Regions from separate parts of the Homo sapiens genome. Here region 1 is linked to region 2. A link is a loop called in an ENCODE intact Hi-C map of the cell type or tissue named here. Cell type or tissue: lower leg skin. All regions are shown on one strand.

Evidence for each region. Peaks named below come from ENCODE experiments on the same cell type or tissue, not always from the same donor. Only the 100,000 strongest peaks of a DNase experiment are listed, where the experiment ranks them.
Region 1: it touches region 2 in a loop (5-fold over the local background); 55 of 110 quality-filtered maps call a loop at or near these places.

What each region holds. Positions count from the first base shown.
Region 1 is chr18:27,021,211-27,029,210 of GRCh38, reverse strand. CHST9 (carbohydrate sulfotransferase 9) reads left to right here. Exons shown (of 6, transcript NM_031422.6): 4 at 5,054-5,095. Among named protein-coding and RNA genes, the nearest start is that of AQP4, 160 kb to the right of the region's middle. In lower leg skin, no CTCF peak of the experiment used is centred here; no DNase peak of the experiment used is centred here.
Region 2 is chr18:27,600,651-27,608,650 of GRCh38, reverse strand. No RefSeq gene overlaps it. Among named protein-coding and RNA genes, the nearest start is that of CDH2-AS1, 320 kb to the left of the region's middle. RefSeq lists an enhancer at 3,092-3,386. In lower leg skin, no CTCF peak of the experiment used is centred here; a DNase peak (open chromatin) is centred at 3,202.

The DNA of each region.
Region 1 (8,000 bases), 580 kb after region 2:
TTTTCTAAAACTATTTAATCACTTTGTGGTTTCTTCTATCTTCTTTTGCTCTGTTCTCCTGCTGACCAGGAGAACTGTCTTGAGCCCCCTTTCTGGTCTGCAGCAGCACACCCAACCCACCACAATCATCCCTGTCCTAACGCATAATGGGAGGGAGCAAAAGAATTCTAGACTTGGAGGCCAAATTCAGGCGTCAAATTCTAGTTCCACCACTAGTTTTGCAATCTTGGATAGGATACCTAAACTCATGCTCTTCCTCCTTGTCCTTCCATTTTAAACGTTTTAATAATTTTATCAAAGTAATGAATTTTATCAAATGCATACATAGTTAAAGTATAAAATACAATAGAAGTTACTTTTACTGGCCAGGCACAGTGGCTCGCGCCTGTAATCCCAGCACTTTGGGAGGCTGAGACGGGCGGATCACGAGGTCAGGAGATTGAGACCATCCTGGCTAACATGGTGAAACCACCTCTGTACTAAAAATACAAAAAAAGTAGCCGGGCCTGGTGGTGGGCGCCTGTAGTCCCAGCTACTCAGGAGGCTGAGGCAGGAGAACGGCGTGAACCCGGAAGGCAGAGCTTGCCGTGAGCCGAGATCGTGCTACTGCACTCCAGCCTGGGCGACTGAGCGAGACTCCATCTCAAAAAAAAAAAGAAGTTACTTTTACTGGCCTCCTAAGTGATTTGCCTGATTAAGCAACTCTGTCCGTTCTCTCATTATATCCTATCGACTGATGTTCACAGCCACCTCAGTACCGGATGCCCTCTAGCCCGCCTGTAAACTCCTGATCCCTCCTGTGGAGATGTATGTGGACCAAGCGTCAGTGGTGTTTGTACCCAGATGTGCTGTGCCAGTTTTGCTAGTTCATATAATTATTCAATGATAATTATGTAAACCAATGATATATGGGTGTGTAGAAGAGAACTGCTATTTCTATTAAAATGTTTTGTAAAGACTCAATAAAATTGAGTTACTAAAAATAAAAGGCTATATAGGCCGAGCATGGTGGCTCACATCTGTAATCCCAGCACTTTGGGAGGCTGAGGCAGGCAGATCACAAGGTCAAGAGTTTGAGACTAGCCTGACCAACATGGTGAAAATCCATCTCCACTAAAAATACAAAAATTAGCTGGGCATGGTGGCACATGCCTGTAATCCCAGCTACTCAGGAGGCTGAGGCAGGAGAATCGCTTGAACCCAGGAGGCAGAGGTTGCAGTGGGAGGAGGTTGCAGTGAGCCGAGATCGCGCCACTGCATTCCTGCTTGGGCAACAGAGCAAGACTCTGTCTCAAAAAAATACAAAATAAAATAAAATAAAGGCTATAGAATTATATGTGAGCTAGATAGTGGTAAAATATTGGGGAAAAACTTAAATCTAAAAGGATTCTGCTTTGTGCCTTTTTCAATCTACTTTAATGAAACAGAAACTGAGAAATATACATGATGATTATGGGTGTAGTTTATGTAAGAAAATGCAGAACTGGAAATATGTGGCTATATTCTATATGCAGAAATCCTGGTAGTATTTCCATGGGATTCTTATGATACTAAATTAGATAAGGTTCACATAACGCACTCAGCAGCATGTCTGATATTTAATAAGCATTCAATCCATGTTAGCTGTTATTGTGGTTATTATTCATTTAATAATGGCGCATCCAGGCGATTTTAAAAGAAAAGATAAAACAAAAGGCAAGGTGAGACCAAATCAATCTTTCAAAAGAAAATATTGGGATAAACTTTTAAACCCAGCAACCAAAGGACCTAAACTTCACTGTGATTATTTTTTTCTTTGCATCCAAATATCTGTGTGTAAAATTAAGAGGATATTGATGATCAAATATCTACAAAGTTTAGCTGGAAAAACAAATCCTGATTCATTATTGAAAATAAAGCCTTGGCATTCCAAATGTAACCCTATTTCAACTTTAACAACAAACTGCCACATAGCCTTAGGAAGCTCTCTAACCTTTTCCTATCCTTGTATTCTCAGTTAGATAAGGATGATGACAAACAACTAAATTAATTTATCACATGGCCAGAAGAATTATTTTGAATTCTTTGAGAAAAGTACACCATGGTTGTATTTGTGTTCTCTCACTTGAGTGTGAGCTCTACCTGGCTCAGTGCTGTGTGAAGCTCTCCAACCCTCAGGATAAGGATCAGTGAAATGCTAATTTTTAAAAAAATTAAATTTTCATCAAAGCTCTAGACCTATTCACTTATTATGATGTTTATGCCAAGTTTCAAGAGGTAAAACATGCTTCACCACAAAAAACGATGATCAGAATAAGTTATGGAATGAAAGGCAAAGATCCTATTTTATTTGATTATCTAAATTAAGTCTTAATTCTTTTTCAATCTTCTAAACACAATATAAGAACAGATATACTGGATGTGAGGTTTAAACTCATTAATTTTAGTGGCTCTGGCCAAACCCAATTAATTTCTGTTTGTGAAGCAATCCCCATTGTTGGGGTTTCAAGTTATTTTCACAGTTAACCATGGAAGAATATGCATAGCTATTCAGTACATGATCTTGTAGCTAGTCAGTCAGTCTATATTGATTGTATGGACTGAGCCCAACATCCTACATATTTATTATGTACAAATATACAGAAAAATAACAATGATTTAAAAGATATAGTTAAAGCCTTTAAAGAGCTATATACTATATTACTATTATTGAGATGTGGGAGAGGATACTTTTCCTTAGGAGACAATTCAAAAGATAAAAAATAAATTGTATTTATTTCCCTATCATTTAATCGATGCTTACAGAAATAGCTCTTTCAGAAATTTAGGTTAATTCAATATATATGCATAAGACTAAACTAGGTTCAGAGAAGTTAAAAAGAGGAACCAGACTGGATCATCCCAGTGTTCAATAAGTTTACTATAGTGGGGGAGAACGGCATTTATCTAACTAGTATACTTCCATCCATGATGTGTGGAGGGACAAACTAGACCAGGGAAGAATTACCAATACCTGAGTGTACTCTCATTGTAATGCCCTAATATCAGGTCTCCAGACATCCTTAAGAAATTGCCAGATTTGCACAACCTTCATATTTGAGCCATCATGGAGATGGAGGAAAGAGCCTATCATGTCCACATTTTTTAAGGAAATGACTTGATTGTTATAAGTCAGATAGCTTAAAAGCAATATTTGATGAGAACAATCTCTCATACAATCAATAAGCAACTTACCAGAATATTGTAGGATATAAAGAAGCAGATTTTTTGAATAACCAGTTTTTCCACACCAATTTAACTTCCTTCCTTGATTCAGTGACAGCCTGCATAAATAATGATAATATGCTAGAAATAATCAATTTTGTGTGGAGGAAGATTTTGTTCTAGTCTAAACAATATTCTTATCACTAAGCCATGATAGTGTGACCTTAATCATGCTACCATTACCTGGGTGAACAGGTAAATATAGAGTTGCAATTACAATAAATTGGGTGGGAGCAATGCATTACATATCCAGGTCCAGCCCCTGGGGATCAGTTGTACTGAAGGACCTGTGACTTACTGATGAGCTATATGACTCATAAATACCTGCCTCCAAAATGCAGATATTACTAAATCAAGTAGAATGGCCAGTACCTTACACCAGGAAGTTCATAACAAGACAATTAAAAATGCCCTTGGATATATGCTTTAAATCATTCTAAAAACAGAATAGCATATCATTGATGCAAGTGTAAACTGGTATTTTTTGGCACACGTGAAATTTGCTAAAAAATAACTTAAAAGACAAGTACCAATAAGATTTTTATCTCAATTAGGGTTAGCAAAGCAATATTATAAATGAGTCACACTGAGACTAGGTGATTTAAATGAGGCAGGCTAGCAGGACAGACAATTAATCCTACCATTGCTTAAGCCACACCATCCTTTAGTACTCATTCAAGTTTTAGTCAACATATGTTGAAAGATATTTTTTAAAAGGCATGCAGAGAGCAAAACATTACCTATATATTTATAAAATACAGAATAGAATATATATTAATATATAATATATGTAAGTGTATTATATAATATATATTTCATTATAGTTATATATTATATAAAATATATGGTATGACATATAGTATATATGTTATAATATGTTGTATTATACATATTATATATATACATATATATATATAATGTTTTAAAGGAAAGAAATGGAACCATGTAACCCAAAAAGCCAAAAACTAAGTAGTCATATAATTACATTCTTACTGCTCTGTAAGATTGTTCTCAGAAGGAACTGAGGCTCTTCTCTCCCCATAGGTGACTAGGCCAGAAGAAATATACTATGTTACAGTAGGCCAACTTCATCTGGCAGAAAGATGCCCTTGGTAATCACCATGAAAAATCACCCGTTCAAGGAAAACCTTAAGATTTCTTTCTTATAGCTGTTTACTACAGAATAAACTTTCATTCGTTCTGGATAATTTAAATATCCGTGGGGTTGCTTGCCTCAGAGCCCTCTTTTTTATCCTAGCTTTCTGTTCATTTACTCTTCCAAGCTTCCCAAACTAAGGCATCCAATAGTGGGTCACTAATAATGCCAGGAGCTGTACATGGCATCTCTATCTCAATTTCACCCAAAGACATCGAGCCCAAGTACTCAATTTTACACAAAGATTTTATTAATAAATGAAAATATTATTGTATATTAGCACATTGATCTGTTATGGGATGGAATGCTGAGAATCAAAGGAAATTGTCTTCCTTGTGATGGTCATTTTCCAATGCTACCCACCCCCCAGTCCCTGGCTCCATTTCCCTGCCATAAAGAGTACAGGCTCAAAGCCCAGGCTTTTCTATACCAAATTTTCATGGTAATGCCAGGTTTCCTAATAAGTGACACCAAGCTTAATCAGGCCAGAAACACAGGGGATGACACATTTTATTTCATGACCCTCTCCCTTCCCATCATTTTCCTTGTTACAAATAAAATATGAGAGGCTTTGAGGCATCTTTGTGTAGAAAGTTTTATAAATGTCTTTGGATGTGATGGTAATATATGAATTTCTTTCCTCTTCTTTTTCAGGATGGGGACCAGTGAAGTACTTGCGGCCTGTACCCAGAATCAGTGAGTAACTTCCTCATAATGTTTGAATCTTGGGTAGTTATAGATAAGCAGAGCAACAACTAGAATATCTGAAAACCTCAGAGTGTGGCTTTTAAGCACCTGTTCTGCTGATGATAGCCATCCCTAGGAAGCACTGCCTAGGTGGCATTTTTGGAGTGCGTAAAGTCTTGGAGGGTGGGGAGAAAAAGCAAGCAAACCACGATCCTTGTCCTCAAGGGATTTACAAAGGAAACTAAAGGCTCTGAAGACTGATTTCAGTTATATATAGGATGGTGTTTTCCTTATATGAAAAAGTTTACATATTTTTCTATTTTTATTTTAAAAGTACTTAACACTTTCCTGGCACATTGCACTGTAGTCTATTGTTTAAAGTGTCTTCCTCTATGAATAGAGTAAAACCTCATTAATTCAGATACTGCTAATACAGAATTCTTGAGAATTTGATCTAGACTAAGCTGAAATTTAGCTTTGAATTTTCTGCAAGGAATGGATTTGCTAAGTGAAATGGAATATTTGTGACCCATGTAAAAAGAATACATTGTTTTCATGGCTTTGGCATACAGTGGTCTTTAGGCAAAAAGATTCAGCTGTAAAATAAAGATTATTAAGATCATGAAGTAGATATCCCCTTAGACTTTATTGGCAGGTAATAGTATTGAAAGTAATAAAACAATGTTGCTTTCAATAAATTCTGACTTCCATAATTCAGGCTAGATCTTCCTCTCCTCCTTTCCAAACTAATTATTCTAATCTAATGAGGTTTGCTATTGTGTAACATGTGGATGGAAGCATTTAGTAATAGAAGATGATCAATTCCTATTATCTTAAAAATTTATAAATATAAATTCTAATTTTGGGATGCATATCTGTAATGTTGATCACCTAGATGACAGTAGTATGTTTACTTTACAAGAAAAAAATGATATATTATTCCATTTTCTTTTTCATGATCTCACATGGCAGGTAACATTTGTTTTCATTTAAAACTCAACATTTTTGCAAAGCAAGCAAGTCAGATTCCTAGGGCAATAGCAAAGATTTGAGGTGAGGGAAAAAGACAAAATCAGACCATGCCCTCCTAGGGGTATATTGAAAAATTGGAATAGTAACTGAGTCACCATGCATCCATTTATTCCTTTATTCATTCAATAAACACTTAGCCAAGGGCCATGCTTATTGCATCAAGGGATGTAGAGATAAATAAAATTCCCTTTTTGTCTTCACTTTACTGGTAGCCCATAAGTTGAGACAGAGATGGAGACAAGTGATTTTCTCATGTGATAAGCAATGTGTTATCCCAAAAAACAAAGTGCTTTGGGAATGCACAGAATACACTGTTAAATCTAACAGGAAGAGTTGGGAGAATATTCAGTAACAGTTATCACGCTTGAACTGATTCTTTAAAGAATGAATGGAATTTCTGCAAGTAGAGAAAGGGAAGGGCAGCATTTCAGGCAGTACAAGCAAAAGCATGGAGACATCAAAGCACATGTATTGCCCAAGTAAAACAACGTAGACTTAGAGTTAGTTGTATAGAGCTGAGGGAATGTGGGAGTAGTGTATGGTCTATACATAAAGGTATATTACCAAGAAAAGATACCCTTTAAGTGGTCGAAAACAATAATTGGAGTTTAGAGAAAGAAAGATTTGAGAGTCTTTTGCATAAAGAGTTGAAATGTGAAGAAATGGAAATGAATAAGATTATTCAAGGGCACAGGAGAGAACTTTTAGGAACACACAATAGAATCAACTTCTTCCTGAGACAGGAGAAAAGGATGAGTGGGGAAAAACTAAGATGAGTTTAAAGATGGATATAAAGAAATTTGAGAGAGTTTATGCCTGAAAGCTCCCATTTTCTTGCCACTATACTGTGAACAAGCATGGGATGTAGAATACGAGGACACAAGTTCGAAACTCAGTTCAGCCACCCATGAACAATGCAACATGGGTAGGTCACATAACCCCTCTAAATTTCCATTTTACCATCTGTGAAATGGAGATAATAATAACATGCAATTCATAGGTCAGAGAACTTCATAACACATGTGGAGGCATTTTATAAACTACAATGCACTTGGCCAGAACACATGCTGGGTGACCTCACTGAGCTCTTGTTTATAAAACAGGGACAAGCTGGGCATAGGGGCATGTGCCTATCATCCCAGCTACTCAGGAGGCTAAAGTAGGGGGATTGCTTGAGGCCAAGAGTTCAAGATTGTAGTGTGTGATGATTATTGTACCTGTAAGCAGCCACTGCAGTCCACTCTGTGCAACACAGTGAGACCCTATCTCTAAAAAATCAAATAAAATAAGGACAACAGCACATAGCTTACACGGGTTACTGAGAGCATTAAAGATATGGTATCCACCATGTGTGCTCTATAGATAGGAACCACTGGGTTACTGTCTTCTGTGAGTAAGAGCTTATCTCTGGGGAAAGAGGAAAAAATTCTGCAATGGGGAAGCAAGACAAGAAAGAGACATGGAAAAATATTTTTGAGCGGAATTAAAAGCCCATCCTGAAAACATGAGTTTGCAGGTACAGCCACACCTGTGTACTCTGGAGCAATCAAAAGGAATGAGTTGATGGTCTGGGGTTGGGGTAGATCAAAGCAGGTATACTAGTGGCTGAGAGCAAGTGCCATTGAGGGGACAATTGGAAACGTTGGCCAGTGCAGATCTCAGAAGTTTAGAGGCCCTGTTCTCCGGCCTCAGCATTAGTTTGACAGAATGGCGCCCTTTCTATTCAGAGTCCGCAGCCTGTGATCCTGTGACTTGTTGTTGTCAAGTAAGTGAGTGGCTTGTGCAAAGGGCTGAGCAGCCAGATGCCTCCAAGGTTATATGCTGTCACCATCAGCTAACCTCCAGCCCTGACGCTACTGCTCAGATTTAGGACAGTGGCCAG
Region 2 (8,000 bases):
TTTCACCATGTTGGTCAGGCTGGTCATGAACTCCTGACCTCAAGTGATCCACCTGCCTCAGCCTCCTAAAGTGTTGGGATTACAGGCGTGAGCCACTGAGCCCAGCCCTGTAATTAAACTTTTATCAAGGGCAGTGACTCCACAAGGAAAATTAAACACCCAAAAAACAGAAGAGGTTTAAATGAGGTGGACTGGAAAACCAAAAGGAACTTAGTGACCAAATCAATGTCACTATTTGATCCTGGCCTCTGATCAACATGTACCTGCCAGCTGATCCCACAGAGATCATTAGAACAGTGTTTGCCTCGCTCTCACTCACTCTCATAAATGCTAGTGATGGTCATGCACTGTCTGAGAGGTGGGGGAGTTTATAGCTGAGAATTTGTTCTTATTACAAATAGAATGGAATGAACCTGACAGATTAACTGGACCAGTGGGTTTCAACCTTTCTTTCTCCATGGCAGGATACCTGCCCGGTAACATTTACATGAGCTACTTACTCATATCACTCCTAGAATTTGTTGCGTAGGTAAAATAGTCTATGGATTTTGTGCTATTCCCTATCACTACCTAAATGTCTCTCACCCAGAATCATTTCCTCCCATCCATTTACATATTCACAATATAAGTATGTGAACTATTTTCTTGAAAAACTCTGTTATTTCATGGTAAAGTATCACATTGATCCCAAACTTGGACAAAGATGGCACACAAAAAGAGAAACACCTAAGCAATCTTAATTTTGACTATGCATGCACAAACCTTAAATAAAATAACAGTGAACAGGATTCAGCACCAGTACATTAAAAGTAATAATCTTCACCAAGTGGAACTTATTCTAGAAAATCCATTATTACAATTATCCATTCATATGATATTAATTTTTCAGATTAAAAGACAAATTCCCAATTCTAGGCATGTCTGTATTGAAACACTAGAAATAAAGTTGGACTCTAGCTCAAAAACAACGTAAACCAAAACATTTTTAGTAATAAAATCTGTGAGACTTATACAAGATTGAGAAATTAGAGTATACTTTTATTAATATTTGATTTCATATCTATAAAATATTATGTTAAATCTAGTGATCAAATATTCTTTTTTAAAAGTGGAAAATAGAGTAAGATAAACAACATCAAAAAGCATTGTGAGCGATATAAATATGTATATTTACATATGTATATGTGAAAGGCAAGAATTCTAACTCTTTAGTTCCTACCAGGTCCTCGAAACTGCAGCAGTGCTATCTTATCTCACCTTCGCAAGATATCCCTGAAGTTTTATGGCCCATATTGTACAGATGAAGAAACAAGTTCAAAGAAATAAAGTAATAGGTATTGTCCATTGTTAAGCTAAAGAAGTTAAATTGAAGAGGTTATGAGAAATAGTGCAGTAATAAACTGCTCTTTCTCTATTTCTTTTCCTTTTTCTTTTCTTTCTTTCTTTCTTTTTTCTTTTTCTTTCTTTCTTTTTTTTTTTTTTTTTGAAATAGGGTCTCATTCTGTCACCCAGGCTTTGAGGGCAGTGGTGCAGTCTTGGCTCACTGGAGGTTTGACCTCATGGGCTGAAGGGATTCTCCCACGTCAGCCTCCCCAGTAGCTGGAACTACAGGTGCATGTCACTATGCCTGGCTAATTTTTGTATTCTTTGTTTCTTTGTTTGTTTGTAGAGATGGGGTTTCACCACGTTTTCCAGGGTGATCTCAAATTCCTGGGCTCAAGTTATCAGCCTCCCTTGACCTCACAAGCTGTTGGGATTATAGGCTTGAGCCATCACACCTGGCCTGTAAACTGCCATTTCTTTGCCTAGTTTCTTACAGCTTAACTGCAGAAACCCCAAGGCCCTCAGTAGCTTCTGCTTGTTGATTCAATGCTAAGGCCTCTCTTTGCTGCAGTTGTCTAAACCCTCCACACCTTGTGCCCAGAACTACTCTTTGCTGGGCCTCCCGGACTTCATTGGTGCTCCTGGATTATTTCTGGCTATGACACCTTTGATTCTTAGCTCATCTTCTGCTATATACTGAGTGTTTGTGTCCCCCCGAAATTCATATGTTGAAACCTAATCTGCAATGTGATGATATTTGGAAGCAGGGCCTTTAAGAAGTGTTTAGGTTATGAGGACAGAGCCCTCATGAATGAAATTCAGAGAATTCCCTTGCCCCTCTGCTATGTGAAGACCCAGCAAAAAGATGGCTGTCTATGAACCAGAAGAGTAGGTCCTTACTAACCACTGAATCTGTCAGCACCTTGATCTTGGACTTCCCAGACTCTAGAACCATGAGAAATAAATTTCTATTGTTTATAAGCCACCCACTTTATAGTACTCTGTTATCTGGCTGTTATCTAAGCCAGAAGGAACTAAGACACTTTCAAATTCCAGATTTGACACGTAGTGGGTATGTGAAATTGGCCCAGGACAGGACCTTGCATAAATTAATCTTCTTTCCCATTTTAGGAGCCCTCCTGATCTCTGAAAAGCCCCAGCCACTCCTCTGACCCATGTTTCCCCAGCCTGCCAGCCACTACCCTAGACACATATAGAGGCTCTGGGAGGTTGTAACAGGGGCCAGGCCCATCCTCCCCTCTGCCTCTTGAGTGGTCCTCTGCCTGCTTCCAGTGTGAGCTCCAGGCAGAAATATGGGGCTCACTTGGCAGATTGATTCAAGGATGGTTCTGGATAGGCACTTTTTGGTTCTGCCATGACATGTTGCAAGACAAAATGTGCATGACAGACATTTGTAGATATTGTTTGTTTGCCCCACATGGGAAGAAACAGACAAGGGGCAAGACAATAATAAAACATCAAACTGATGCAAATGTTCTTATTCAATCTTACATTAACCCATGAGGTAGATCTTATTATCTGTGTTTTAAAAGTAAGAACAAGGAGGACTGGAAAGATTAAGTAACTTGACCAAGGCACACAGCTAGTAGTAGTATATTCTAGATGTACAAACCTATTCTGTCTGGTCCTAAAGCCTATGTGGTCTTTCCACTCTGCTGCACTGTCCCTCAAGGCGAATATCTAATCACAGTTTGAAAAGTGTGCTGGAAGCCGGTAAAATGATGTTAACACAAAATTTTTAAAAGAATAAGCATTTTCGAGGGGACTTTTGGTTGAAGTGGTAGAATCCTGGGATCTCTGTTGCCAGAACACTTATTCCAAGCTCCGGCTGCTGAAGTGTGACTAGCACAACCTTGCTTCCCTGGTTAATGAAGTGTGTGCTGCCCTCTACTGGCCTAGAGAAAGTGGTACATCAAGCTTTGTGTTGGCTCAATGTGATTCTAAAACAGGAATGTGAAGATTCAATTATCCTGCTGAATGTGAGGTTTGCAGTGGGGTCTGGATTATTTCTATGGTATTTCCTACCAGAATAAACCTATGAACTTCTGTTCCCCGCTTTGTTAATCTTATCTGCCTCTACCATGCCTGTTAATGTACTTAATGTTTAGCAGAGGCAGCTAGAAAAAAAAGGCCATGTCTGTACACATGCAAATGCAAGAGATTAGGAATTGGCACATATGCCAGGATCAAGAAAGCACTAGTCCCTGTTGTTTGTTCTTAATATTGCCCTAATACAAATGACTGATACATAAACTTTTGAATTCATTATTGTTTCCTGTGTATATAAAACAAACTATTGATTCTCAATAGGCCAACTCTAAAATTCAGCCATTAATATAATCATTCATTCATTAAACAAAGATTATTAAAGATTATTGTGTGCCACCATGCTAATAGTGGGGCAGGTATAAATGAGAATAAGCTAGCTCACAACTTAGCGGTGGAGTCGGGCATGTCAACAAATAATTGCAATATAGTTTAGATAATGCTGTGATGTTTACAAAGTGTTGTGGTATCTCGGAAAGAATGACTCACTTTTGCCTGGTGTGACAAGGAAAGCTTTACAGAGGAGGATATGCTTACCCTTCAAGATGAGAAAGAGTTTACATGACTGAGAAAAAGAGAAGGGCATTTCAAATTGAGGAAATCTTGGCGCAAAGCCATGGAGGTAGGGGGCTATGGAAGCAACCTGGAGCACTCAGTTCCATAAGCTGATCATGAATATTCAGGGAGTGCTGTGAGTTAACTCTAAGACAATAAAGAGAGCAGAGTTAGGAAGGGGCTAACTGCTCTGCATAAGTCTGGATTATATATTATGTATATTACATATATACAGAAAGTGTGAAAAACCATTGAAGGGTAATGTTTTAAATCCATGAAACGTGTTTTGTTTCTATCTTATCCAATGTAAAGTGAATATATTGTAGAATTTGACTACTAAGGGGAAACTAACCAAAAATCAATTGATTGAAAAATACAAATTTTACTCTAGAAAATGCATGTCCAATGTGATATTTCCTGAAATGTTTTGGTTTGTGATCAAATTAAATGGATGACTACCAAATTTCACTTAACAGTGTATTAGGTAACCACATACTGGCTCTTCAATGTAAGGCGAATTAGACAGCAAGGAATTTTTCAAGTGTCTCAATAAAATAAATAAAACAAACTTCTTCCTCTAATACCCACCATACACTCTCCTCTTCAAAACATATGAAATTCTCCACTATGCTTTGTTGATGTAAAACAAATTTCCTGGTTACGCTTTATCTACTTTACCCTAGTTCCATTTCTTAAAATGAATTTTACTCTTGTATTAAAGTAACCTTTAACATAAAAATGCAAAAATATTGAAAAGTAGCTTATAAAATATTCCTTTATACCCAGCTCTTAAAGATTCCCACTTTTAAGTATGTGAGTATGTATTTGCAGACCAGAAAGACAGTTAAACATTGCTTCTCATGGTTTTCCAGGCTACATGTTTTACACAAAGATTTTTAAATATCTCATCATTATGAGTTCATATGGTTTCTGACTCCAGTAGCTCTAGTCAGAAGTGAATTTGGTATTCAGATGAACCTTCCATGGTCATTGTAATTCATTGTAATAAAACAATTATTAACAGAAGTTTAAGACAATACTGCCATTCCCACTCTGGTATGGTTACTGCTTTATTTTCTTCATCATCAATTAATATTCTATTTATAGGGAACCAGTAAAGTTACTGTAGAAAGTCTGCCATGATATAACATATAGCTACCGAGTTCTTTAAAATTAGTTTTACCTGAACTTGTATAGCAACTTTTTGATTGTGCAACAATATCATACTAAGTGCTGGAGTATGGGAAAAGTGATGTGAAAAAAAAAAGCCTCTTGTATGAACCAAATAATTTACTCAAATTTTATGAGCAGTAGATTCCTCTCCAAGGCCTTTTTTCTAGAATTATTTCTTGCTTTCTGCATTTCTAGAATTTTTGACATTATTCATACAAACATACTTACATTTTATGAATATATTATTTAAGAACAATATTAATTATAAAGTCACTTTGGGATAATCATAACCTACTCTTTTATATGCTGGAAATGAAACAAAAACAGCCACAAACATGCCAAAGAGTGATGTGCCTTAATTCCTTTGCATTTCTCTCCTTAAAGATCCATTAGCAGTTCCAGATCCAATATGCTTCTGCTTTTTAAAGGCACTGCTCCTCGATGCTGTTGATGTAGTTGAGCAGCTGTCTGGGGAAGTTGACCTAGTAGTCAAATGGCTCTACTATTAAGAAATTTGCTTAGTGAAAGGCTAGTCTTTAAAATATCACCTTTCCACAGATGGGAGCATGCCTCTGTTTCCATAGCAGACAGGTCTCAGTGGGAGCAAGCTCATAATTCATTTAAAAACAGACGCTAAGCTGGAAATTCAAATGTGAAGGACTACCAGGTGTCACCTGCTCTCGGTGTTGGGTGGAGCTGTTTCATCTTTTCCCTAAAGCACATTTCTCCAACCGCATAACTTGGTTAGAGTAAAATAGGCTGCAGCATTTCCTTCTTATGCATTGGGTAAGCATTAGTGTTCCCTGAGATCAGCTTACCCCTGAGGCCAGCCAAGCTGTGTTGGCTTCTCACATGGTGATTTTGAATAACCTTAGTGGTCCTCTGAATGTGGCTGCAGACCCTCTGGCCATTTTTATTTTTCTGATATAGATACATTTTCAATTTATCATTTGTATGTAAGGCCATCTGCTGTTTTCCTTGAGATTTGAGAAAGTCAAAAGCTAGATATTTGGAAGAGCTGTTATTTGCCCCCTCCAGATCCATCTCCCCCTGTCCCTGCCCTGCTTGCTGTCTGGGAGGGTGACTCCTGTGGATTGCATCCATCAGTTTTCCTTGTCTTCTGCTTGTCTGATAGATTTGGGGGTGGAAGAGTCAGACAAAGAACTGGCAGAAAGAGAAGTTCTGGTACTTATTCTTTAGTTCCTCTGCCTGGCCATGGGATGGTAGTGGCTGTATTGCGCAATGAAGGTCATGGATCCCATCATGGTAGCCCTCTCCTAGGGCTAGAAATCTTACCTAGTCCTGTAACTGCTCCTCTTTTTTCCTCTTCTTGTCTAAGTATGACAGTAGCTTCCGCTAGCCTAGGATTTTTCCATCCCTTATTGGTTTCTCTCAACTCTGCTAAATGTTTATAAATAGTCCTGTGGCAGACATTCCCTAGGGTAGTCCCCAAATGTGTCAAGCCCATGTGTAACCCCCTCTCCTTAAGTATAGATAGAACCTGTGACTTGCTTCTAACCATTAAAATATGGCAAAGGTGATACAACTCTTGATTAGAATGTGTATGAGGCTCTGCTGGCCTTGAAAAAGCAGCATGTTGTGAATTTCCTGAGGTTGAAAAATACACACATACACACACACACACACTCTCACACACACGCACTTATATATGTTATATATATATAGACATACACACACACACACACACACACACACACATATGTATAGGCTCAGATCAGCCTTTTTGTTTTATTAAGGTTCTCAGCTGTCTGGATGAGGCCCATCCACATTAGGGAGAGCATCTGCTTTACTCAGTCTACTGATTCAAATGTCAATCTCATCCAAAAACACCCTCATAGGCACACCTAGAATAATGCTTGACCAAATGTCTGGGCATCCCATAGTCCAGTCAAGTTGACACATAAATTTAACCACCATAGTGAACTCTAAGACCTTATGACAGCCCCTCGCCAGCAAGCAAATAGGGATGCCAGTCTCATAACTATAAGAAATTCTGCCAACAAGCTGAAGGCACTTGGTCAGGAATCTTTCCCCAGTCAGGCCTCTGATGAGACCACAGCCCCACCCAACATCTGGATTGCAAACTGATGAGACTACGAGCAGAGGACCCACATAAATTGTGACAAGACTCCTGATTTACAGAAACTGTGAGATAATACATGAGTCTATTTTAAGCCACTAAGTTTGTGGTAATTCATATGCAGCAGAAAACTCACACAAGTTCTTTCATTAAATGTTCTATTGAAGGTGATTATTTGTTTCTTTCTAGGATCTTAAATCATACAGGTAGACCAGGAGTTGGCAACCATTGTCTGTAAAGAGTCAGATAGTAAATATTTTAAGCTTTGTGGATCATAAACACCCTGTTGAGTATTCTTCTCTCTTTCTCTTTTTCCTCCATCTAATTGAAACTGTAATAATAATTCTTAACTCATGGGCTGTACAAAAACAGATGACATACTAGATTTAACACATAGGCCATTATTTGCCAACCCCTGGATAGACAAATATATGGTATCTAGGCAATGTGCATGTAACATGTTCACTGTATTGCTATATACATATTCATCAAAACCCATTTCCTCAATTTCCCAAGCCCAAATCTTGGTAATATTTCTCAATGTATGTGGAAGTACTGGTGGCTAGGTGTCTGAATTCCTTCCAGCAAAATGAGGATAAAATAAAGTATACAAATTCCAGGTCTGGTCACACAAATGTCTGGTGCAATTCTTCTCCTCACGCCTTATCTGGAGTGAAAGGCTCCAAGGTCCTAGTGAATGAATGGAAGTGTCACAAGGTGGAGGGACCCTGGGTCCCTTATCTTGGCGTGAAAGACTGCCCACAGAATATTTGCATGTAAC